Linked DNA regions of Homo sapiens: all the other regions are linked to region 2. A link is a loop called in an ENCODE intact Hi-C map of the cell type or tissue named here. Cell type or tissue: ascending aorta. All regions are shown on one strand. Region 1 overlaps CPXM2 (carboxypeptidase X, M14 family member 2). Region 2 holds the start of LOC107984128 (a long non-coding RNA gene). Region 3 holds the start of CPXM2 (carboxypeptidase X, M14 family member 2).

Region 1 (8,000 bases), 110 kb after region 2:
CTTATATTCCTCTGCTCATTAGCATGCACAATATAAAGGCCAGAGTTGCTGAAGCAAAATCCGCAAGTTCTGATTAATTTGCAGAGCTCCAATGATGCTTCCTGACTGAGTCATGTTGGGGAAGGATCCTTAATTGGGAACAGCCTCAGACAGTAGCATGGACAGCAAAAGAGAAGGAATATCAGAGCAAAAACACCCCTAAAGCAAATGCCAACAAGAAAGAACATTGGCTTAATGTTGACAGTTCAATCAACCGTGTCTGGAAAGACCAGGCATGCCTGTGGGTGGGAGTTCAGGGGAAAATGGAAAAGCACGCGGCCAGATTTAGAAAATAAGAAACTCATCCCTTTCAGCATCTGTCGTTGTTTTTAACAAGCATTTGTCCTTTCCAGGTTGCCCACCTCTTGGTCTGGAAACCTTAAAAATCACAGACTTCCAGCTCCATGCCTCCACGGTGAAGCGCTATGGCCTGGGGGCACATCGAGGGAGACTCAACATCCAGGTACCTGGCCCTGTGGTTGGAAGGATTTTGACTGCCTTGTTTATTGCTCTGGTTCCTTGAGCTTGGATCAGGCAATGCGCAGGATTTAAAATGCATTAGCCTGGATGCTCACAGTAAGAAAGGATATTGCTGAATGATCCTAATTTTACAGAGAGAGCTCTGAGACTCAGGGAGGCAATGTCTTCTCCAAAGACTGTCGTGAGTAAAAGTGAGACCACCAGTACCTGGACCCAGGTTGTTCCTCTTCCACCTTTTGAACACTTCTCTTCCATATGCTGTTGGTCCAGAAAGGACAGGAGGAGAAGGTGGAATGCCTGGGGCATGGCGGGGCAGAGCCGTGGCACACGAGGCAGTGGCATTTGTCTTCCCTTGCCTCCCTGCCAGTGCTTCTTGTCTCTGCCACACACACACCTTCCAGGCTTTCCTGTGGCTCCCTCCATTGTGTTCCCCCGGGTCAAGCCCTGCATGGCTCCTGGGACCATGCACATCCTGGCTGGTCTCCCTCCTGGAGGCTCAAGGGCCTTTCTGACCTTGGGCCTCAAGACTGTCAGGCCTCCCTCTCTGTCAGTCCCATCAGTCCGAGGTCTTGCTCCAGGAAGGTGAGCTCCTGCCTGCACACTCTACACGCCGTGCAATTCTTGACTCCAGGCCCTTTCTGTAGCAGGTTCCCCTGCCTGAAACTTCTACTGCCCAACCATGCTCCACTCACATGAATCCCATCTGATCCATGTATGAGTTTCCTATTGCTGCTGTGACAAACGTAGCCTCTTCCCACAAATGTATTCTCTTACAGTTCTGGAGGACAGACGTCTCCTTGGGCTAAATCAAGGTATGCAGGGCGATGCTCTTTCTGGAGACTGTAGGGAGAATCAATTTTCTTCCCCTTTTCAGTCTTGAGAAGCTGCCCCATTCCTTGCTAGTGGCTCTTTCCTTCTTCAGAGCCAGCAAAGGCAGATGGAGTCTTCATGTGACTGCCTGTCTGGTTCTCTGTTCTGATTTCTTGTTCCCCTTTTGAGGATCCTTGAGATTACACCGGGCCCACCTGGATAGCCTGGGATCATCTCCCTTCCTCAAGCAACCTTCATTCCATCTGTGACCCTCATTCCTCTCTGCTGTGTAATCTAATATATGCACAGGTTCTGCGGATTAGAGCGTGGACATCTTTGGGTAGGAGTTATTCTGCCGCCCCATCCCCAGGGCATTTTGTTCCTGCCCCACCTCCTGCTGATCTGTTCTTTCTCAACTTAGCACTTGATCTCTACCGTCCTGTGTGGCTCTCTAATGGCACCATATTCTAGTTTTCTTTCTATAGCTCTTCTGTATTGGGAGTAGTTTCCAAGCCCCTTTGCACGTGCACCATCTCTGGCCTAGGGAGGGAGGAGGTTCCTTGCCCCTGGCCCTGAGAGCCATCAAGGGTGCACTCAAAGCTAATGGCTTCCAAGTGGCAGAGTGGACCCCTGACTCCCCCAGCGGTCTGTGTAAATGTGCTAGGGGCAGCTGCTGTGCTGGGAACTGTGTACAAACAGATAAGGTTCCTTCCCAGGGAGCTCATGGGATTGGGGGCATCTGAGCCAAGCTCTGACTCCAAGCTTTGCTCTTTCTCCACCCCACCCCTCAGACTGCACCGCATCAAACAGACTTTCGAACTGCTTAACCTCCGCCACTTTTCAGTTCAGACGAATTCAGGTAGAACATTTGTAGAACTAACTTTAAGGAGATCCGAAGGTTGGTTTATAAATACTCGTATAAAAAAAGAATAATAACTAATAAGAAATATTTGGATGTGCACAACTGTCAACTGCAAACAATCTCTTATGTTTTATGAGGGATGAACACATGAGCCCGCAAAGCTTGAGCTGGAGCTATGTTCGTGTCCCCACAGTGCCTCCAGTACCCTAGACGGGGCTCCAGGCCTCTGAGGAAATGACAGTCAGATCCAAGCAGGGCGTGTGCAGCCTGTTTTGTGCATTAATTAGGGGAGCTGTCGTCTGATGCTTTGCATGATTTCTCTATAATTGAAATTATCCTTTGAAAAAGAGAAAGTGTTCACATTTATTTGTGCTTTCGGTCAAAAATTAAAAGGTCCTGTTAATCCTAAATGTGTTGGGGTTGAATGGGAAGGTCGGGGGAGCGTGGTGTTTTTGTCCCTCCAGTTGGGAATTCCACCGGCAGAGTGCCACGCAGGGTGTGCCAATGAGATGTTGTAGACAGGCATGCTGAGTGCAGACCTTGGCCTTGATGTTTCTAGATTGGGGGACTTTGGAACAAATGATCTCATGTCTCTGAGGCTCAGTTGCCTCATCAGAAAGATGAGAGTCCTAATCACTCACAGAGTTCCTTGAGTGGTGACCTTAGGTGACTTCTGATTTTAAAACATTCCCTGGATCATCTCCTTCCTCTGTTGAAAGGCTCTGGTGGCTTCTAGTTACTGTATGAGGAAAGTCCCAGGTTGGTCTTGGGTGACTGGGTCTCTCTCTGAACCTTCATTTACTTATTTCCTTGGGTTGTATCTGCCCCTTCCTTGTGAGTAAGCCCCATGTTAGATGTGGCCTTGTTTCTCCTGCTTGCCCAGCCCCTGGTGTGCAGAATAGCACCTGCAACATGGGAGGTGCACTGAGGATATGGACGGAGACCTGGCTGAGGTGCAGATGGTGTTTATTCACTGACCTACCTTTCCTGGGCTGCACAGGAGCCTCACCGTAGATGGGGCGTCCAGCAGGGAGCAGCCGGCGAGGCTGTCCTCACTTCGTCTTCCTGGCTTCAGGTAGTCTTTCACCCGTGAGAGGCCCACCCCAGGCAGAATGCCAAGCTCCCCTCAGTGAATGCATTGGCTGAGCGCACTCTCCTGCCTGTGGTCAGGGTGAAAAGGAGGCCGTGCATGGGGATCACATCAGTGCTATTTGTCTTCGTGGGTTTTTCTTTCTTCAGGGGCATCTTATTTACCCTGATGCTTTCTCACAGGAAAGTCTCCGTACCTGCTCTTAGACTGTGAAGTTGCTGCTTTAATAGCCAAATCTGGGCCCGCCATCCCCAGCCTCTGGCTCTGACCCTACTCGGGTACCTGGTGTCAACCCCAGACAGGACAGTGTCGTTTGCAATGTGTGTCTGTGGGCTTCGACATACAGCCCCAGTCCCCCACGGGGAGCACACTAGGCTAAATCGAGGTGTCAGCAGGGCTGTGCTCCTGTGCCACAGGGAAATGGGGACGAGGTCAGCCCACTTTTGTGGTTTGTGTCTTCCAGAGCCAGTGCCACATGCAGTGTGATTCCACTGTCACAGGTGCATAATTAAAGTCAGTGTGTGCCAAAAATACATCTCCCCACACAGAACGGTTTGAAATGCAGTTTAAAAATAACCACATCTTGTCTCACATACGAGTATTTTGTAGGCGTGTTGAGCTAATGGGATTTTGTGATCGAGAAACCCCAAGATGTCAGAATTAGAAACTGTGTTTAATACCCTAGTGCAGGCTGTGAGCTGGTTTAGCCTAGCGCTGTGCCGGCCTAGGACTCTATAGGCGCAGATGTGGCTGTGGTCCAGGCTGGAAGGTATGGGGCTCACAGGCTGGGATGCTGGTGCTGGTCGCTCTGCTGACCAGCCATGTGGCCTCGGGTGAGATGCCCTCATTCTCCAAGGCTCAGTGTCGTCATCAGGAAGGTGCAGGTCCCACCGCTGGCTCTTCCTCCGTCATGGAATTGTGAGTGTCAAAAGGAGTAAAGAAAAAGAATTGCCTTTGGCAGTTCTCAAATGCATATTCTTACCTATTAGCATTCATTCTTGCAGCAGACCATTGTGAGGTGCCTGCTATGTGACAGGCATGGAAAGGGCCATGACAAAAAGCCCTAGGGATTCTCTGCCTTCAAGATGCTTCAGTCTTTAGCAGAGGGAGAGTGGGAATCAGCTCCAAGCATTATTGGCACAGTGCTAAGTGCCTTATGCACGTGATTTCATTTATTCCTCCAACATGGAAGACAGTACTGTTATTATTACCTCTGCCTTATAGAAAAACAGACACAGGGAGCATGGGATGACTCAGCTCACATTTCCCAGGAGGGGCAGATTAAGAATCCAGGCAGCTTTAAACCTTGAGTTGTTGCTCCTAATGATGCCATAAAATTGCCTCCCAAGTCAACAGATAGAAGTGGTATAGGTCCAACAGCTGGACTAGTGATCAAACCGTGTACATCTCTCTTTTCTGACAGTTATCTCACATTGATTTATTCATCTGCACCCTCGCCAAATGCTGAGCCGCTTGCAGAAAATGTGTCTCTTGCATTTCTGGGTATTCCCCACCCTGTGTGAGCGCGGTGTCTGCACATATGGATGCGCTGAATCAACAAAGCTTCTGTGTAGTGGCTGCAGTGCTTAAGGGAGCTTAAGCAGGAGAAGCCTAGGAGGCGGCCGGGCAGGCTGGTCTGCTGTCACATGTGTTTTTCTAGTGCATATTTGCCCTGTGTGGTTGGCAGATACAGGGATGATGTCATTATGACACAGAAGCAGCATTGGTTCATGTGTGACTTTTGCTAGTCTGTGAATGGTCTGTGGGGCCGAGCACCAGCACCTGGCCACAGAGTGCACTGTCACGGGTGAATATGGAGTCTATCAGTGGTCTGTGGGACCAAGTATCAGCACCTGGCCACAGAGTGCACTGTCACGGGTGAGTGTAAAGTCTATGAATGGGCTGTGGGACCAAGTATCAGCACCTGACCACAGAGTGCGCTGTCACGGGTGAGTGTGGAGTCTATGAATAGTCTGTGGGACCCAGCACCAGCACCTGACCACAGAGTGCACTGTCAGGGGCGAGCGTGGAAGCTGCGGAGTCCCGTGCGTGGTGCCCTGTGCCTCCTGTTCCTCGGCGTCAGTGGGGCCTGTGCTGGTGCATTGCTCAGGTTCTTCTCCGTTTTGCCCTAGCCTTCAACTCAGCAGCTCCACGCCGCCTTCCATCTCCACGCCGCCTTCCATCTCCACGCCGCCTTCCATCTCCACGCCGCCTTCCATCTCCACGCCGCCTTCCATCTCCACGCCGCCTTCCATCTCCACGCCGCCTTCCATCTCCACGCCGCCTTCCATCGCTGGCATCACCTGCCTCCCTGCTTGTTTCCTTTTCAGATCAAATCCTATAATTACAGCTGTATTTAAACACTGTTTTGAGCAACTCAACGTGTCTCCTTAATTGTGCTAATGTGTTTTTAAAATTAATTTTTTTCAGTCTTCTGCTTCTAGACCTGTATAGATTTTGAATGGGCTGGCTGGTGAGCTGGGTTTTAGACTGGGAACTTTTACTGGAATACATTTGCCGTGTTACTACAGAAATACCTGTCTCCTTTTCCATCATTTTAAGCAGAAGACTTTGAAAGAGTCCTTATAACTCAATACTTCCTTTTTTTCAAGTAGAATTTTACTTTTGTTAACTTAATAATATAAGGTTAGAGAAAAAAACCAACATTTACATTTTATCACTACATTGGGACAAAATAGACTTTTCAGGAATTCAAGGAAGACATCCAGTTCAGCAGGAGAGCAAAAGTTCGGCCCCTCACCTATGATTATTCTTCCTGTGCGCCCAGGACCCCTTTATACTAACTCACTTGTGAGGCTGTGATCTCATTTAGAAACAGTCACTGGTTTCTTCCATTCTGGGAGCAACTACGGACAGATTGGAAATTAACATTCTGAGTCTCCAAGAGAACATATTGACAATGACCTCTAAAATCATGCTTAGGGCTAGGTGCGGTGGCTCATGCCTGTAACCCCAGCACTTTGGGAGGCCGAGGCGGGTGGATCACCTGAGGTCAGGAATTCAAGACCAGCCTGGCCAATGTGGCAAAATCCCGTCTCTACTAAACATACAAAAATTAGCCGGGCGTGGTGGCACACGCCTGTAATCCCAGCTACTTGGGAGGTTGAGGCAGGAGAATCACTTGAACCTGGGAGGCTGAGGTTGCAGTGAGCCATGATCATGCCACTGCACTCCAGCCTGGGCGAGAGGATGAGACTCTGTCTCAAAAAAAAACAAAAAAAAGCCAAACCAAACCAAAACAAAACATGCTTGGATCCTTTGCCTGTAGGTAGTCTTAGGAAGTGACCCTATGTTCAGGTGGGTCATCTAATGGCAGCTCATCACCTGCCCCACCCCAAAGAATCCTCCTTTGAGGACCCTAAGATATTTTCCCTGGGTCATAAACTAAGGAAGGGGGTTCGGGGACAGCAGCCCTGCTGAAGTGATTTATTGCACCACTGTTATTATTTTGGATATTTTCCTAGCTGGCAAGCCTCAAACAGATTGCAGTAGTAAGCACTGCCGTGTCAGAGGGCTGGCTTTCAACCTCATTCTCAAGAATTTAAATTACAGTAAGTCAGTCAGGGTCTGACGTGTGATCAGAAGAAATGAAACACCAAGTGTGTGGTTGGGACTCAGGATGTCACCACAATTCCTGCCTATAACTGGGGACCGACTTACATCCCTTATAAATGGGGATGTAGAAAAGTTGGTGCTTAGATCAGAGCTTGGAAGAAACAGCTGATGTTTTGAGGTCACAAGGAAAAACGTAGCACACTCCCTGCACAGCTCTGGGTGTCCTTGTGATAGCCTGGTCACGGTCGTTTGGCACTCTGTGGACCAGGTCTTGTCTCACCCATGTTAGAAATGACTGAGAGTTTGGTCCCCTAGAGAGAGAGGCTCACCTCTTGCAGCTCTTCCAGGAGGAAACGTCTGGCCATAATAATAGTGTCTGTCAGAGCCATTTCCCCAGCACTGCTGGAAGGAATCATGAGTCCTCTCCTCAGTCATTTCCTTAAAAAAATTATATGGAGCACCTCGATGCCAGTACTAGAATCTAGTTCCAGTGTTCTCATCCACTTTTTACCTAAAATGAGGTGGGATATTTGGAGGCGGCTGCTGCCTGTGGCTTCATTTGTACCCCCGCATGAAGACATGAATGCAGTTTTAGAACATTGAACCAACTGAGTTTTATCCTGTGTCACAGCTCATGTTCCAGGGCACGTCCTGTACGTGTCTCCCTGTACCTTTTGGCCCCAGTGCTCTTGGGGCCCCACTTTGACCAAAGGTGGAGGCCACCCACATTTCTCCTGGCAGGAAGTCTATGGAGAACCTTTGGCAGTACCATTTTCCCAGGTCTCACCTGTGCCCGACCCACACCTGCCTGTGGCTGGGCCCTGCACCCGTGTCTTTGACCCTAAGCCTATCTCTTCCTTCATGCCTTCCCGATTTTCTGTTTTGTTTGTTTTTGTTTTTCCTGGCTATGCAAAACCTTACTGTGTCTCACAAGTTCTTCTTGGGGGCCATATATGTGCTAAGTGCTGCAGAGGCAAAAATAATCACAGTAGACATAGTTTCCGAGTCAAGGAATGTCGTGTTTGTTCTGATAAAGGGATTTTGTTCTACATCTGGCTTCAAGCAAACAGTCTGGGAGACAGTGTTTGGATGCCAAAACACTGGAATTTTGGGTATTTGGATTTTTATGGGAATAACAGGACT
Region 2 (8,000 bases):
GTGTGTATATGTTTGCGATTGTGTTTGTGTGTCAGTGTGGAAGTGTTTGTGTGTGTTCTTGTAATTGTGTGTTTGTGTGTGGGGGGTGTGCATGTGTATGGGGAATATTTGTGTGTGTGGGCATGTGTTGGTGTTTGTGTGTGTTGGGGGTGGGTGTTTATGTGTGATTGTGTGAAATTGTTTTTGTGTGTGGAGGGTGTGTGTGTGTCTGTGTGTGGGGGGTTGTGTGTGTGTAGGGTGTTTGTGTGTGTGACTGTGTGTGGGGGTCATGTTTGTGAGTGACTGTGTGTGAGGTATTTGTGATTGTGTTTGTGTGTGAGTGTGGGATGTGTATGTTTGCAATTGTGTGTGTGACTGTGGGGGTGTTTGTGTGTGTGTGATTGTGTGTGAAGGTGTTTGTGATTGTGTGTTTGTGTGGCGTTTGTATGTATGTCAGTGTGTGGGGGGGATGTTTGTGTGTATGTGTTTGTGTGTGGGTGTGGGGTGTGTGTATGTGATTGTGTGTGTGAATGTGTGGATGTTTATGTGTGGGGTGTGTGTGTGACTGTGTGTGGGTGTGGGGTGTTTTTGTGTGTGATTGCGTGTGTGTGTTTGTGTGTGGGAGTGTGTATGTTTGTACGTGTTTGTGTATGGGCGTGGTGGTATCTTATAGGCTGAGAACCCAGGGCTGGGTCCACTGGTGCGGGAGAGATGCTCCTCTTCATCAGCGACCATCTGGGTTCCTGGGCCTCCCAGAAAAGCAGCAGGTGGCTGCAGGGGGCGGGGCAACGTAGGGCAGGGGGCAGGGCAAGGTAGGGCAGGGGGCGGGCAAGGTGGGGCAGGGAGCGGAGCAAGGTGGGGGCAGTGCAGACGCTGAGTCTTCTGGGGCTAGGCCTGTCTAGCGCTGGGAATACAGCCCAAGCAAGGAGCTGGAGTGTCTGTCCTCCACAAGTGTCCTCACACAACTGTCCTCAAGTATCCTTGGGCTCACAGTTTAAGCCGGGTGAGTAGCGATCATTCAGGGCTGCGGAGTGCGGTGGGAAGCAGAGGGCGGAACCGCGCAGTGGAGCTGGCCAGGGGACTGCTAGGATAGAGGCTAGGGCACTGAAATGAGCTGAGATGTCGTGGGTGCAAAGGGAGGTGCAAGTGGCCAGACGGAGAGAGTGGAGAGAGGAAAGGAGAGAGCAGCGGGCCAGCTTCATAGCACTTAGCTCCCGCCTCTAAAGCAACCTCTCTCCAGCACTGTGGACTCAGACCCAGCCCTTTTGCCTCTCTGCTTGGGCGTCTAGTGAACTCCTCCCGCTCCCCTTTATCGCTCCTCTTGGGTGTCCAGTGAATGCCTCCTGCTCTCCGTTTGCCCCTCTGTTTTAGTGTCCAGTGAACGCCTCCCACTCGTGTCTTCACCAGCATTGCACACCTGTCCGTCCCATCTCTCAGGAGCCAAGGAACCCAGAGCCATCCTGGGCTGCTACCCCCACTCACATCCCACCCACCTGGGATCCTCTGAACATCTCTGAACTCCTCACCACTGCCACCCAAATCCACTTCACCCTCCTCCTCCCTGCAGGTGACTCGGGGCTCTCTGCGCCCCCCTCTTAACACCCATCGTATGCCGGCAGCTGGAAGGAGCCTTTTGAATATGAGCTGGGAACTGTTGCTCAGCTCAAACCCTGCCATAACTCCCCATTGGCTCAGATGAAAGCCCACGTCCTTCCCATGACCCCAAGGACCTACCCTTTCCCTCATTTCCTCCTTCCCAGCCCCTTGGATCCCCTGGGTTTCTCAAATACCCAGGCCTGCCCACACCTTGGAGCCTCCCCGCTGGCTGATCCCCCACCTGGAAGGCTCACCTGTCACCTTGTCAACGAGGCCATCTGGTCACCCTCCCCTGGCATTCCAGGTGCCTTCAATCTGCTCTTTTTTAAATATATATATATATAGCAATTTCATCTTCTAGAAAACCATCATTTACTTACCGTTTGTTTATCGCTCCCCCCGCCCCCCTACCCCTAGACAGCTCCATGGAGGCGAGGAGTTTTGACTCTTTGCTGTTTGGCATCTTCCATCACAATTGCCTGGCACATAGTTTATGTCCAATAGATATTTGCTGATGGTTGGCTGAATGTGAAGATGTGGCGCCTGGCTGGCCACGGAAGGAACTGGCGTTTTGTTCTGTTAACCGGGATAGGCAATAAGAGAGTTTAAGCACAGGTGCGATGTCAGCTGAGTCGTGCTCAGGAAGAAGGCCCTGCTTGCCCTGGGGAAGATGGGCTGGGCCTGGGGGAGGAGACACACATGCAGGCAGGGGTCATCGTCCCTTTTGTCCCTGAGAGATCCTGGAGCAGGGCTGTCCTGCAATGGAAGTGTCCTGCATTGGCACTGCACCTGCAGCGGCCACGGGCCTACGTGTGGCCCTTGAGCACTTGGAATCTGGCTAGGTGTGGCTGAGAAGTTCGGCTTTAAAATTCACTTTATTTTAATTAAATTAGTGCAATTTACATAGCGACATGTGGCTAGTGGCTCCGTGTGGACCATGAAGTTCTGGAATCATCCGGATTAAAGACGGTGGTGCATGGACAAGGCTGGCAGCAACAGCAAAGGTGAAAGAGGTCACCTTTGGGCTTTATTTGGGAGGTAGACCCCACAGGTTGTACTGAAGGTTGGATTAGGTGTGAGGGAAAGAGGACTCAAAAAGATGCCCTGGTTTGGACCTGAGTCATGGAGACAGGGAAGGCTCAGAGGGAAGCGGTGTGGATGGAAATGGCATTTCTCTTTTAGCTGGGTGAGTCTGGAGCACAGGAGGGATCTGGTCTGTGGGGAGAAACAGGAGGCAACTGCAGGTGGATGGCACTTTAATCCTTAGGAGTGGATGATACCAAGGAAGGGGAAAGTGTACCTGGAGCTGCAAAGAGACTAAGGCATCACCAAGCCATTCCCAGAAGTGATTAGATGACATTTGTTGTTATTTGGTGAATGGGGGCTGGACTCTCATATTAAGTCCTGTTATAGAAAAATAATACCTGTTTTGTCACCTGCTTTGTTCTGCAAAATTTGTTCTTACTACAGATGCTAGCACATGGTGGGTGTGAGCCCAGGGTCCTGGCCAGGTGAAAGCAAAATTAAACTTTCTACTGCAAATACTCAAATAACAGCAACGAACTGGAAGCCAGTCTGGCTGGAGGCTGGGATTTTATGGGTGATTAAGTTTGGGTCATTAAAAGATGCAAATCAGCTGGATTTATGATCCTCTATCACTGTCCTATGGGATCAGAGAGTCTGTTTTATGATAACTGCCAAAAGGCTTTGAAAAATACTAGACTGATTTAATGAAATTAGCAGAAGGGAAATAGACTGTTTTCTTAGCAGGATTGAAACTCCCCGTTCCGATTGTTGAGTGTTTCATTGAAGCCCTGAGTCAACCATTTGAGTATACTGGGGTAGAGGTGACCTGGATTCCAGCACTTTAACCTCCAGCCCCTAAACACTCTCCTCTCTGCCCCACTTCTGACAAAAATATGCTGCACACAAATTTTACACAATTTATGCCATGGTTTCCTTGACAGGCAGAACATACATGCAATCTTCTCGGTTTAAATACGTGGTTAGAATGAATGATGACTGTATCAGCAGCACTCTATAACTGATTTTGTGACGTGTCATTCCCAGTTTATTAGCGTGGGCTTCACGGGGGTATCTGAGAACTCAGAAGTCCACCTTTGCACGATGAGGCTGACGCCTGTGTTTGGTTCCCCGACACAGCCAGCAGGGGGCAGGCTGGACCTGGGAATGCACCGGAGCGGCTCCCCGGAGACCTGCAGTTTGCCGAGATGATCCCAAGGACGCCTGAGTCCTGAGTTCCTTCAAAGCCCCGTTCCCCACTGGCCCCTACCGGGACCCAGTTTTCTTCCCATCAGTGAGAAAAGTCTCTGGAATTCTCGGCCGGGTGGTCCAGTTCTCCCTTCCCCGCCAAAAGGGCCCTGGCCTGTTCCAGTAGCTTGTCCTGGCCAAGTTGTCCCTTGAGGGCTGGGGCTCTGGCTGGGGGGTCTGGCTTCTTCCCTCACGCTGCCCTTCAGGGCCAGCTCACTTGGTCACCGCAGCGCCTGTGTTTCAAACCAGCTCCAGGCCCGCTGAGCCCACCTGGCAGCCCTGGGCCCACCCTCCACTCTGGGTCCTGGTCCTACCTAGATAGCCTGGCCTCAACTCTTGGCTCTGCCATTTAGTAGCAACGTGACCTTGGTTCTCCACTTGGTAGTTTTGTCATCTGTAAAATGGGACTGAATGAGTTAATAATTAAGAAGTGCTTAGACGAAGGCCTAGTACGTAATCTGTGCGAGATGGATATAGATATATAAAATTTTCTTTAACTGTGGAATACTCTTATTCTACTTGAAATTTGCAGTGGCCCTCAGAATACTCTTTTATTCTGCTTGAAATTTGCAGTGGCCCTCAATCGGCAGAGGTGAGGAGGAGCCGCTGGAGCTGGGGTTGACCCACTTACCAATACTGAAACCAGGTTGTCAGCCCAGAGACAGAGCCGGCAACGCCGGCCCCTCCTAGATCCACTGGCTTCTCCTCCCAGCATATTTGGGCCGCGTTTTCTTTAAAGGAGATTTTCAGCTGTGAAGCTCTCACCCTAAATGTGCTGTGGAAGGAAAGAGGATTGAGTTTTCCTGTTGTTTCTTTCAAATGCTTAGAGGATGAGTTTCAGTCTCAGACTGGAAAAGCAAGGAAACCCTGAAACTGTATACAGATCCAGACCATTCCAGAAGCCCCTGGAGATATGCAAGGCGGCTGAGAGCTCCAGGGAGCCACAGAGCCCCCCTCACTGCTATTCCTGATGGCCCCGATGCAAGCAGTGGGCGCTCAGTGGGGGGATGGGGTGGGGGGACATGGGGCGGGTAGGCAGACACGCGATCCTCCACTTGGTTCTCAGCACAAGAAACTGGACTCTGAGCCCTACACCACACAAGGCTCTTTTGTCAGACTTCATGTCTGAGGCCAGGGTTTGCTCCCCCAGGTTCTGTGCAGGCCCCCACCTCCCCACCCCACCCCACTCCCCCTCCATCCTAGGCAGTCCATTCTTTCCAACCAAGACCACTGGAAGCAGCTCAAAGCAGCATGGGTTGGCCTATGCTGCATCTGACCGTATTTTAAGAGGCTTTTAATTCTGGAATAGTTCTAGGGTGAGTTCATTGTGTAAATTCCAATGCAAACACTTTTTGTTTTCATCATCCTCATTGTTTGGTTTCCTCTAACTCATGTAATCAGTTGAAATATTAATTACAAAAAGATGGCGGGGCATATAGAGCTGGAAGCGATTTGCTTTATCCGACAACAGAGGAGGAGACGAGCCTGGAGGGGAGAGACTTGCCCTAGATTGCCAGCCCCTGGTAGGGCTCCCTGGGCCCTACCCTTGGTTCCTGGGCTTCTGTCCTATTTGCTGACTTGCATTTCCAGTGCTGATTTCCCTGGAAGTGGCAAAGCACTGGAATGACCCGTGAACTTAGGAAGTGTCTGAATAGTGTGGAAGCCACGGTGGGAGCTTGGACCCTCTTGGAAAGGAAGCTGGAGTGGTGAGAAGCCACTGTTTGGCTGTGGGTGTGGGGCATGGAGAGGGGGCAGATTTCTCTTTCCTGCTAAGGTCATTCATCAAGGGGGGACTCCAGGGCCCCTGACCTGCTGGGGTGATGGGTGACGCTGGGACTCTCTCACCGCAGGGCTGCCTTCAGATTAGAAAGGGAAAGGGTGCTGGTAACGGCAGCTCCTCTGCTTAGCTGGAGTGACAGGCAGCCATGCAGGAGGGCTGCAGCTGGGGTCAGCCCATGCAGTGATTCCCTGGTGGTCCTTGGGCAAATCAAACCTCCTTCCCCATCTACAGACAGAAGGGGGATAGGCTCAGACTTGTTTTACAGGCTTGTTGTAGTGATAAAATAAAGTCTGTGAGAGCAACATCTGACATATGCCAGCGGAGGGTGCCCAGGGGGCATGTGGCTCACCCTGAGCAGTGGCCGTGGCACAGGCTGGGGTGTCTGCCGCTGGGGAGGCGAGAGAGCAGAGCGGTGCTGCAGTGGCTGTCCCAGCTGGGGGAGTAGGAACCTCTGCTGGAGGTGGAGCTGTGTGTCCCCGTGAACTCACTGGGTGACTTTTGGTTCTTCGCCCAGAGCTCCAGCATCACCAATGAGTGGGCCTGCCCTTTCTTCCCAAACTCTGAGACTTGGGCGAACACTTGATCTTCTGGGACTCTGCTTCATCCTTTGATGGAGTTCGTGCCCATTGGGTTGGTTAGAGTGAGGAATAAAAGGATCCTGTCACTAAGTGCTTTGCACAGTGAGCCATCATCTGCCAGTCCAATGTGGGGAGAATATGCCAGGGGGAGATGAGGGCAGGAGCCTCACGTAGGGTGTGAGCCAGGCAGTGGCTCAGAGCAAACTGAGAAGGTCCTTCCAGCCCTGGATTCATGTCTCCATGGAAACCTGCTCTTGCCAGAGAGTCCGCCCAGCCCAGGCCCCCCTCCTCCAGGGCTGGTGGGTTCTTCAGCTGGAGCTCCAGCATCACCGATGAGTGGGCCTGCCCTTTCTTCCCAAACTCAGAGAACTGGAATGGGTTTCCTTACCTGGGACCTGCAGTTGACTGGGGAATGGAATCCAGGATTCTGAGTGCAGAAGTTTCCAGATTCAGGGTAAGCTGGGTGCCTGGCCGCTTCTATGTGCAGGGAGAACAGACCCTTCCCTGTCCCCCCATGGTGCTGAGGTTGTGTTTAGTGAGAATGTGACGAATTGGGCACTAGGTGTGAGCAGAAGCTTGTAAATAACCAGGGCCTTTCCAGAAGGTCTATATTGATCTCAGAGATGCAGTGTTTGGAGGTCCCGGCATGGACTCCTCAAATGCCCCCATTCCCTGCATTTTTTTCATACTAAGCTGTGAAGGTCAGACTAAGCCATGAAGGTCAGAATCTGTGATTAGTGGGTGAATGGCCTCCCTTAAATAGCCATGGCCCAGCTAGGTATGATTCTGTCTGGGTGGCAGAAAGAGCCTTGAGTCAGGAGGCCAGGGATGAGTCTGGCTTCAAAACCTCTGACCCCAGCCTCGTACCCTCACTCTGCCTGTCTGTTTCTCGGCTGTAAGCTGGTGATAGCATGGCCAAGGCTCTGAACCCAGCTTCTGCCCTACTTCTGTCTGCCTGATTCTCCCTTTTCCTTTTCCTCTCCTTGTCCCTCTCTCCATCTTCCCTGCCAGAAGCAGGGCTGGCTGCCCTCTCAGTCAGGGTGTGCAAGGCCCCCAGGGAGGCGACTGTGGGTGCATGCATGCATGCGTGTGGGGGTTTTATGTGGCAGTGTCTCTAAGATTGGGTTTGGGGTTCATGAGATTATTTTCCAAAATTAGAAAGCAAATGTATGTGGGGAGGAAGGAGGTGCTGCCAGAGGGCATGTCTAGCTGTCTCTTTTGGAAATTAAGGAAGAGGAGGTCTAGTTTGGCCCCTAAAGTCATACTTCCCCTTGGGGCTGCAGTTTTTAATCTGATATCATTAACCAAAGTCACTGCAAAGCTCCTCCCAGGGCTTTGATTTGAGGTGAGTGGGAGCCCCCTGTCTTCTTGGGGGTTGGGTGATTGTTGGATGACATCAGAGAAGCCCAGTGTTCCAGGTCAGAGCCTTACTCTCCCTGCAGGCTCCCCACCTCTGTCCACCAGAGGATTTCCTGTCGCGTCTGTTTGCTTATTGCTTCTCAGATAAGTTTTCATTTGAAACAGTGGTCTGAGGCTCTAAATCATTTGAAAGTCTTCTCTCCCAGTGTTCAGACAATTCCCCTGGTTCTAACATTTGGTGATTCTGCAAGAAGCCTTCATGCTAGGGCAAACAACTCTCCCACTTTGCCCAGCGCCGTGGGGTTTCTGGACATGGGACTTCTAGTGCTGAAAGTCCCAGGAAAACCAGGCCAATTGTTCATCCTCTCACATTCTCACTTGAGTAGCTTATATTTTGAGCCATGCTTGTTTAGAGAAGGGAAAGACACCATTTAGAA
Region 3 (8,000 bases), 76 kb after region 2:
GATTAGTTATGCAGAAGGAGTTATTGAAATTTTCTGTGTTTCTTATATTCTGTTGGTTTCTGTGGAAGATGCAAAGTTAGCATATTATAATAATCACAGAGCTTATCAGTGCTGTGCAGGAGGCCATTAAGAGTCTGTCTTGGCCGGGCATGGTGGCTCACGCCTGTAATCCCAGCACTTTGGGAGGCCAAGGCGGGTGGATCACCTGAGGTCAGAAGTTCGAGACCAGCCTGACCAACATGGTGAAACCCTGTCTGTATGAAAAATATAAAAATTAGCTGGGTGTGGTGGTAGGCACCTGTAATCCCAGCTACTTGGGAGGCTGTGGCAGGAGAACTGCTTGAAGCCAGGAGACAGAGGTTGCCGTGAGCCGACATGGTGCCACTGCACTCAAGCCAGGGTGACAAAGTGAGACTCTGTCAAAAAAAAAAAAAAAAAAAAAAGAAAAAAAAGAAAAAAAAAAGAATCTGTCTTATGGTTGTTGCCCAGTGGCAAGTGGAAAGAGCCAAGTTTGAGTGAGCTGGTGAGCCTTGAACCTTACCTAGAGGGGTTAGGTTTACTTGGGATTGGTTAGCCCTGCAGATTCTTCGGTCGGGGAGCAAGGTTGTTAACGGGTGTTTAGGGAGAATGAATGGCTTGTTGCCTTGAAGGAAGAGTGGACGGCAGATCAGAGAGGCCCAAACAGCGAGACCTGCTGAGCACGGATTCCCATCATCTGCCATGGGTCTCTGAACCATGGGCTGAGTGATGGGCAGTGGGAACAGAGGAAGAGGCAGATTAAAGAATGTGTGCCATGAGAGCAGCAGGACTTACTGCTATGTATTAGAAGGTGAAGGAGAGATGGGGCCAAGATGACCAGGGAGGTCTTCATCTGAGAAGCTGAAGAACGCAGGACCCTCCCAGGCAGATAGGTGAGAGTTGGGAGAAAGAATAAGGCTTGCAAACCAAGAGAATGAGGTCAGCTTTGCCGCCCTATCTTCCTAAACTTCATGAGCTCTGACTGTGCCTTGCACCTTTCCAGGACGGGCAGCACCAGAGAGAGGGAGCCAGAGGTAGACAAAGGAGGCTCCAGGAACAGTGCCGTGGGCTTCTGTGTTGGGAGAACTGGCATCAGTGCAATCGATTCTTGTTCTATTTGTCCTACTTGCTTTAATTATGTGTCTCTCCAGGGAAAACAAACAAGCAAGCATTGATAGGGAGAGCAGTAATAAGTGGGACTCATTTCTTTATTCCAGGGACATGTTGAGAGGCATGTTTGGGTAGGGCCTTCTCTGGACACTTACCAGACACTGCAGAGCGGGTATATGTTATGTTACTCACCTAAGAGGTGCTGAAAAGCGGTAAAGTGTCTTCAGGACTCATGGGCTTGGGGCCATTGGGATGTATATGGCCTGACTTTAAATATTGGTTAAAGGCAGCAGAGCAGGGTTAGTCCTGGCCATCACTAGCTTGCTGTGTGTCCTCAGGTAAATCTGGGCCTCAGGATCCTGTGTAAAATGAGAGGGAGAAGATTCATCTTAAATTTGGATGCTATCAGAATTACCTGAGGAACTTCTTAGATATGCTAGTACTTGAACCCACTCTTTAGGAGATTCTGAAGGTCTGGGGTGCCGCCTGGGTGTCGGTCTGCTGTTGAGCAAGCTCTGGGGGTTCTGATGGAGGTGGTGCAGGGCACCGTCCTGGCCTGGGCTGCCTCTGCAGTCCCTCTGGCCAGGATGCCAGGCCAGCCTCTTGTTAGCGCTTCACACAGCTCGCTGGAACGCTGGGTGTGTTGCTTGCTGCTGGAGCCGCTTTCTGTTTCACCACTAAAGACTGTGTTGTCGTCTGGAGTGCCTGGCTTCAGATAAAACAGTCCCCAGGAGTGAGCCCTGGGGATAGGCCATGGAGGAGGGTGGGTGGGGATCCAGGAAGGGTTGGGGAGCAAAGAGTGGTGGGTGGGGAAGGGGACCCTCCTGCCCTCTCACCCTGAGGACTTCTGCTGGCTCTGGATTCCAGAGCGTCCTGGGGGTTTGACAGGCAGGACCAAGGCCTCCTGGTCCCTGCAGACAGGCCCTGCCTCAACCAGCAGCCTCCTCCTCTCCCTCTGGTCATTCTGCTTTGGCCTTCAAACTGGAAGCCTGGAAGACTGGCCCTAAAAGATGGCCTGGTGGAGTGGCCTGCGCAGAAAGAGAATGACAACCTTCCTGGTCCAAGCCCTGCCCACTGTGGGGTCTCAGGAGCCCCCACTCTAGGGAAGTCCTCACTCCAGGGCAATGGTGAGGCCTTGCCCTGGTGCCCTGACTCAGCTCAGTGGCATCGTAGGATCACATCACAGACCCAGAGGAACTGGGAAGGTGACAGGCCAATGCAGGCTTGAGGGTCAGTCTGTCCCTGTAGCGCACTCCATGGGTTCCCAAAGACATCTACACCTGAATACCTAGAACAAGAGATAGTTACGGAACCTGGCAAAAAGTTAGGGAACATGGCAAAATGGACTTTGCCGATGTGGTTAAGGTCACCACTCAAGATAGGATGACTATACTGAATTTTTTGGGTGGGCCCATCTATTCACACTCTCTTAAAAGCACAGAATTTTCTCTAGCTGGAAGGCGGAAAGATGTGGCAGGAAGGGAAGCGATTTGAAGCTGTGCCAGCTCTGGCTCTGAGATGCCGGGCCCACGTGCGAGGACCAGGGAGAGGCCTGGAGGAGCCTGCAGAAGACATGAGGAGGAACACAGGCAGCCAGCAGGAGGAAAGGCGCCTCAGCCCACAGCCAGCGAGTGAACTGCACGTCAGTCCTACTACCGCAAGGAGCTGAATTCAGCCAATACCTGAGTGAGCCCGGAAGTGGACTTTTCGCCAGAGGCTCCCCTAAGAAACCAGTCCTGCTGACCCCTTGATTTTGGCCTGGTGACACTCGCATCAGCCTTCTCACCTGCAGAGCTGTGAGATAGGTGTTGTTTGAAGCCACTAAGTTTGTCATCGTTTGTTACAGCAGCAAGGGAAACGATGCAGTCCCTGGTTCCCCACATCCCCGCCTGGAGAGCAGAAGCCGCAGGGCCATGGGCCTGGGCTCCGCATAAAGAACCCATGCAGAGTTGTCCAAAGCAGGAGGCCCTTTCTCAAAGGACCCTCTGGGCAAGAGCCTGCTCTTGGATGAACCACAAACCCTCTTGTGACCCCTGGATGGCCACCTTGGGGTAACGTCACTGTCTTTCCCAAGACCCAACAGAATCACAGTCTCAGATGGGAGAGGGCTCCTCCAGGGTCCCTAGGCCCTGCTCCCAGGGAACTTTACTCCCAGAAACCCCGGGAACCTCAGGAATTCCTCATTCCCAGTTCCTGAAACAGTAGCATGGCTAGTGGGAAGTCCACGTCTGCGGAATGGTCAGCACACGGGGCACGGTTTGAGAGCTGGAGGCTGCTTGGGCTCTGATTTACTTTAGGACCCTGGGCCAATCTTTTCTTCTCTCAGGTCACGTTTCTCCACCTGTAAAACAGGAATGGAACAGCGGGCCTCAGTGTTTTCTTCTAAGATTGAAACTCATTAGCGTCTCTGGGGAAGCAGGCCCCACGCTGGCTGGCCTGCGGGGGAGGGGAAGGGGGCTTTCTTGGGCTTGGCTGCTTGGAACACCTGCCTCCAAGGACCGGCCTCGGAGGGGTCGCCGGGAAAGGGAGGGAAGAAGGAAGGGCGGGGCCGGCCCCCCTGCGCCCGCCCCGCGCCTCTGCGCGCCCCTGTCCGCCCCGGCCCAGCCCAGCCCAGCCCCGCGGGCCGGTCACACGCGCAGCCAGCCGGCCGCCTCCCGCGCCCAAGCGCGCCGCTCTGCTGTGCCCTGCGCCCTTGCCCCGCGCCAGCTTCTGCGCCCGCAGCCCGCCCGGCGCCCCCGGTGACCGTGACCCTGCCCTGGGCGCGGGGCGGAGCAGGCATGTCCCGCCCGGGGACCGCTACCCCAGCGCTGGCCCTGGTGCTCCTGGCAGTGACCCTGGCCGGGGTCGGAGCCCAGGGCGCAGCCCTCGAGGACCCTGATTATTACGGGCAGGAGATCTGGAGCCGGGAGCCCTACTACGCGCGCCCGGAGCCCGAGCTCGAGACCTTCTCTCCGCCGCTGCCTGCGGGGCCCGGGGAGGAGTGGGAGCGGCGCCCGCAGGAGCCCAGGCCGCCCAAGAGGGCCACCAAGCCCAAGAAAGCTCCCAAGAGGGAGAAGTCGGCTCCGGAGCCGCCTCCACCAGGTAAGGAACTTTCTGCGCTGGGCAGCCCGAGGGGGCGCCGGTGGTTGCGCGCCTCCAGGGGACAACTGGCTTCTCCCATTGTGTGTGTCTGGGATGGGCCAGTCCCGGGAATCTCCCTGTTGCCGCCTCTGCCTCCCTAGGGACTGTATCTGCGCTTCCTGCCGGCCCGCCCAGCTTCCCAGAACTTGTCCTTGACCCTGACATGCATTTCAGCTCTGGCTTATGCCCTTAGGTAAAGAGGGAGCTGTGCAATTGGGAGGCTGCCTATGAGAGTCAAAGTTCTTGTTTCAAGCTTGAAATCCCCTGAGCTAAGGGTCTTTCTGCTGGATGCCTCTTACTTCTCTGCCTACTTCTTCAATCCTCAAATGCGGCTGAATTTCCGCTTTGGGGATGTGGATGGCTGGCTGTTTTGGCAGATGGCCTTCTAGGGAAAGCTCTGCCAGTAGGCCTTTACCCAGTCGTGTCCCTTCTCAGCTCCCTCCTTCCCACTCTCAGCGGGTCTCTTGGGTCCTCTGCCCGGCTGGGGCAGGATGGCACAGCCTCCACTGGGGAGTCTGTGCCTGGAGTCTGCTGCAGCCTGGACTCCGGCTTGGGGGCTCCCTGGCTGCCTGCAGTGCTCCGTCTTTCATCCAAGTCTCATACCCTTCTCAAATCCATCTTCAGTTTCTGCCAACCTCATTTTCTTAGGAAAATGACTTCCACTAAATGACGTAGTTTATTAACCACCTTGTGAAGTGGGGCTTTCTCTAGTTCCAAATGTTCTTTGCTTAAATTGCAGGGGCTGCAGGCCTGGTATTTCAAGAGTGGGGCATGAGCAGGAATGTGGCCAAATTCTCTGGCCTCGCAATGGCCTTTCCTGAAAGGAGATACGTGCGGGTGCCACCGTTACAGGGCTCCGGGTATGGAAGGCATCGTCTTTGTTTGGTTAAACTGCTCACGAAAGTCAGCAGCCAGGGCAGTGGGAAAGTGGAGGAGGGGTGAGGACACAGAACTCCTGAAAGGGTGGACCTATATGAGCACCCCCCTTTGCAGAGGCCCTGGCATGCTTCCATTTGTGGACAACTTTGAATGGGCGGAGATTTCTGAGTTGTGTGACAACCCTGAACACATCCAGAATTTCCAGTGTTTCAGGGAGAGTTATGGGAATTCAGATGTTTAAGAGCTACAGTGGCTTAATAACAGGATTAGGAGTGGGAAGAGACTTATATTTGTAGAATGTCGACTGTGACTCCATTAGAAACTTTATGTGCCAGTTTCATTTCATCCTTTCAGTGGCTCCGAAGGGTGGGTGAGGCTCAGACAGTTTAAGTAACTTGCTCAGCGTCACTTGCTGGCTTGGGATATTTGAAAGCCTTTCTTCTGTCCTTTTTAACTCAAGGCCTTTTTGGTTTGGTAGTTTGAATCAAATCCACATGCATTCTAGTTTTTTTTTAAGTGCCTGCAATGTGCTTAGCTCCGTCCTGGGCATGGTAGGGTGGTGTAGGCAGGAGACATGTATGTTGGGTTCTGGCAGTCACTGGGGGTAGTGCTAAGGGGGAAAGTGGAAGAGAGCCCCAGACTGGGAGTCTGAAGACTGGGCCTAACACCCATGTTTAGGGCTCATCAACTTGGGGATCTGGAATCATGGCTCAGTTTCCTGAGCTTTAACTTCATCATCGTTTGCAAATAGGAAGACTGCACCTGCCACCTCACTTTACTTTGTCAATTGCTGTAAAAACCTTTTTAATGAAAGCTTCCAGTGTGCCTGCCCGCTTATGTGCTGGTCTTCCTGTGAACCTTTCATTCATTCCACAGGCCGTTACCAAGAACCTGCTAAGCACTGGTGCTGGGTGAGATCCTAGGAATGGGGAGAGCAAGACGTTCCTCTTCCCTGCCCCCCAGCCCCCGCCCCCCACCACATGGAACTAGCTGGGAACTCTGAGAAAGTAATCACAGTTGTGTTAAGGGTTGCACAAAAGTGTGGGGTGTTAAGGTAACAAACAAGCTGGGGGAGCTCACTGAATCTGTGGGGGCTTGCGTAATGCTTCCCCGAAGAGGTGATGTTTAAGACTTGACAAGTAAGTCAGCTTGATTGTCCTGGGGACTCGTACAAGTGACCGGACATCATTCCTAAGATAGGTTTCTTTCCCTACAAAACACATCTCAGAAAGTCACAGCCTGGCCTGAGCAGTGTCCACAGACTAATGTGTCTGCAGACTCAGGGGTTACATGGGGAAGTGACTCTCTTTAGTCCTTGGAGAAACAGCTCTTGCCACTCTTGGAATGGGGTCTCTGGAGGAGAAATCAGAGTGTAACCTGAATTTGCAAGAAAAAGCTCATTTGGTTTTGGAAGGCCATCTTGCAGGTAGAGACAGGCCATGGGGGAGCCTGTTGATTCGGTGCCTAGCCTCTGCTCCTGCAGGACACATTGCCCAGTTCACCGCAGCCCTGGCATCCACCGGGATCTCCAAGCCCCATACTGAAAACACGTCTTCGGAAGATCTAGAGACTCACATCAGAGGCCTGTTGGGACAGCTGCCTGCAGACCTGCTACCATGTCAGCTGTGTTTCTAATGAATTCTGTGGGGCTTTTTTAGAGCTCTCCCCAACCATGACAAGACAAGTGTGACATTTATCTCATATTTTTAACTCCTGTCCTTTTTTATTTTGGTGTTTGCTCAGCAGAATCCTCTGCCCTGGACCAAAGTGGGAAGACTGGTTTAAGCGTGAACTTAGTTAGGGGAATCAGTGACAGTTTTGTGCAGTTAAACTACACTAGGAGAAAATTATTTTTTTTCTACTTTAAGTAGCGGCTTGATCTATATGCTGCTCGTGGTGTAATAGAAGCACTTATCTCTGCATTGGATTGTTTTGGAATATCTTAGGAAGGCACTTACATAGGAAGGAACATTGGACTGTGGCCTGGAGTGTTTAATGCAAACTTCTGTACTTTGCTTCACTGGGTGGATGATGCAATGCTATGTATGAGGCACTGAGGTGGGAGTGAGGGGTTCAATTTAGAGATGCATAACAGTATAAAAGCATATATAACTAATTAAAAGTCTATATGTACTTTATCTTTGCAGATGATAAAATATTTCCCAGATAGCTCTTGTTTTGCATAAAGGTGAGTGCAAGGAAAGATGTATTCAGCAGTGATTCCCCACACAGGCAGATTTTCTATGTGGTAGGCCCTAGGAGGGAGCCCTGTTTTAACCCTGTAGCGGGGTTTATGCAAGGAGCCAAGGGCATTGGGGATTTGATCTTGATGTGGGTTCTGGCTTTGACCATTGGCTGTTCTTTCGCACCACCACAGAAATGCCCAATGGGTGTGACATGCTGACATTCATGGAGATGCTTGGAGAACTGAACCCTTTGGCTAACTGAGAGTATTGCATTTTCCATGAGTGGCTAACAGGTTTCCAGAGAAGTAGAGCCCCAATATATTAAACAGAATGGAATCTTTAAAAACATTTATTTAAGCTTTTATTTTGAAATAATTATAAACTCACAGGAAATTGCAAAAATAGTACACTGAGGCCCCATGTACGCTTTGTCAGCTCCCCCCAGTGATAACCTCTTAGATGATTCTAGTACAAGATACTTCAATCTTGGCAGGATTGATGTTTTGGGCCAATTGTGTGTTTGTTTGTGTATGTGTGTGTGTGTGTTGTGTGTACGTGCCAACAGAGGAGGAAGGGGGTTGCCTTCCTGTGTATTGCAGGATGTTTAGCAGTGTCCCTGGACTCCAAATTGGATGCCAGTAGCACCCTCCCCCCTGTTGTCACAACCAAAAATGTCTCCAGACATTG

The links. A loop is a pair of places that touch in the nucleus more often than their neighbours do. Peaks named below come from ENCODE experiments on the same cell type or tissue, not always from the same donor. Only the 100,000 strongest peaks of a DNase experiment are listed, where the experiment ranks them.
Region 1: it touches region 2 in a loop (2.5-fold over the local background); 4 of 110 quality-filtered maps call a loop at or near these places.
Region 3: it touches region 2 in a loop (4-fold over the local background); 6 of 110 quality-filtered maps call a loop at or near these places.

The regions. Positions count from the first base shown.
Region 1 is chr10:123,855,116-123,863,115 of GRCh38, reverse strand. It overlaps CPXM2 (carboxypeptidase X, M14 family member 2), which reads left to right. Exons shown (of 14, transcript NM_198148.3): 3 at 393-502. Among named protein-coding and RNA genes, the nearest start is that of CPXM2, 33 kb to the left of the region's middle. RefSeq lists an enhancer at 2,939-3,439. In ascending aorta, no CTCF peak of the experiment used is centred here; DNase peaks (open chromatin) are centred at 3,285, 4,955 and 5,265; H3K27ac peaks cover 3,070 bases.
Region 2 is chr10:123,963,603-123,971,602 of GRCh38, reverse strand. LOC107984128 (a long non-coding RNA gene) reads left to right here and starts at 4,858. Exons shown (of 3, transcript XR_001747628.2): 1 at 4,858-6,658. RefSeq lists enhancers at 4,985-5,154, 5,151-5,320, 7,546-7,715. In ascending aorta, a CTCF peak has its summit at 3,741 (motif pointing right); a DNase peak (open chromatin) is centred at 3,772; H3K4me3 peaks cover 524 bases; H3K27me3 peaks cover 897 bases.
Region 3 is chr10:123,887,565-123,895,564 of GRCh38, reverse strand. It overlaps CPXM2 (carboxypeptidase X, M14 family member 2), which reads left to right and starts at 3,758. Exons shown (of 14, transcript NM_198148.3): 1 at 3,758-4,209. The coding sequence starts at 3,906. LOC105378534 (a long non-coding RNA gene) reads right to left here and starts at 1,861. Exons shown (of 3, transcript XR_001747622.2): 1 at 1,582-1,861; 2 at 1,321-1,487. In ascending aorta, a CTCF peak has its summit at 4,165; DNase peaks (open chromatin) are centred at 3,624, 4,494, 4,634, 5,134 and 2 weaker places; H3K4me3 peaks cover 3,786 bases; H3K27ac peaks cover 5,850 bases.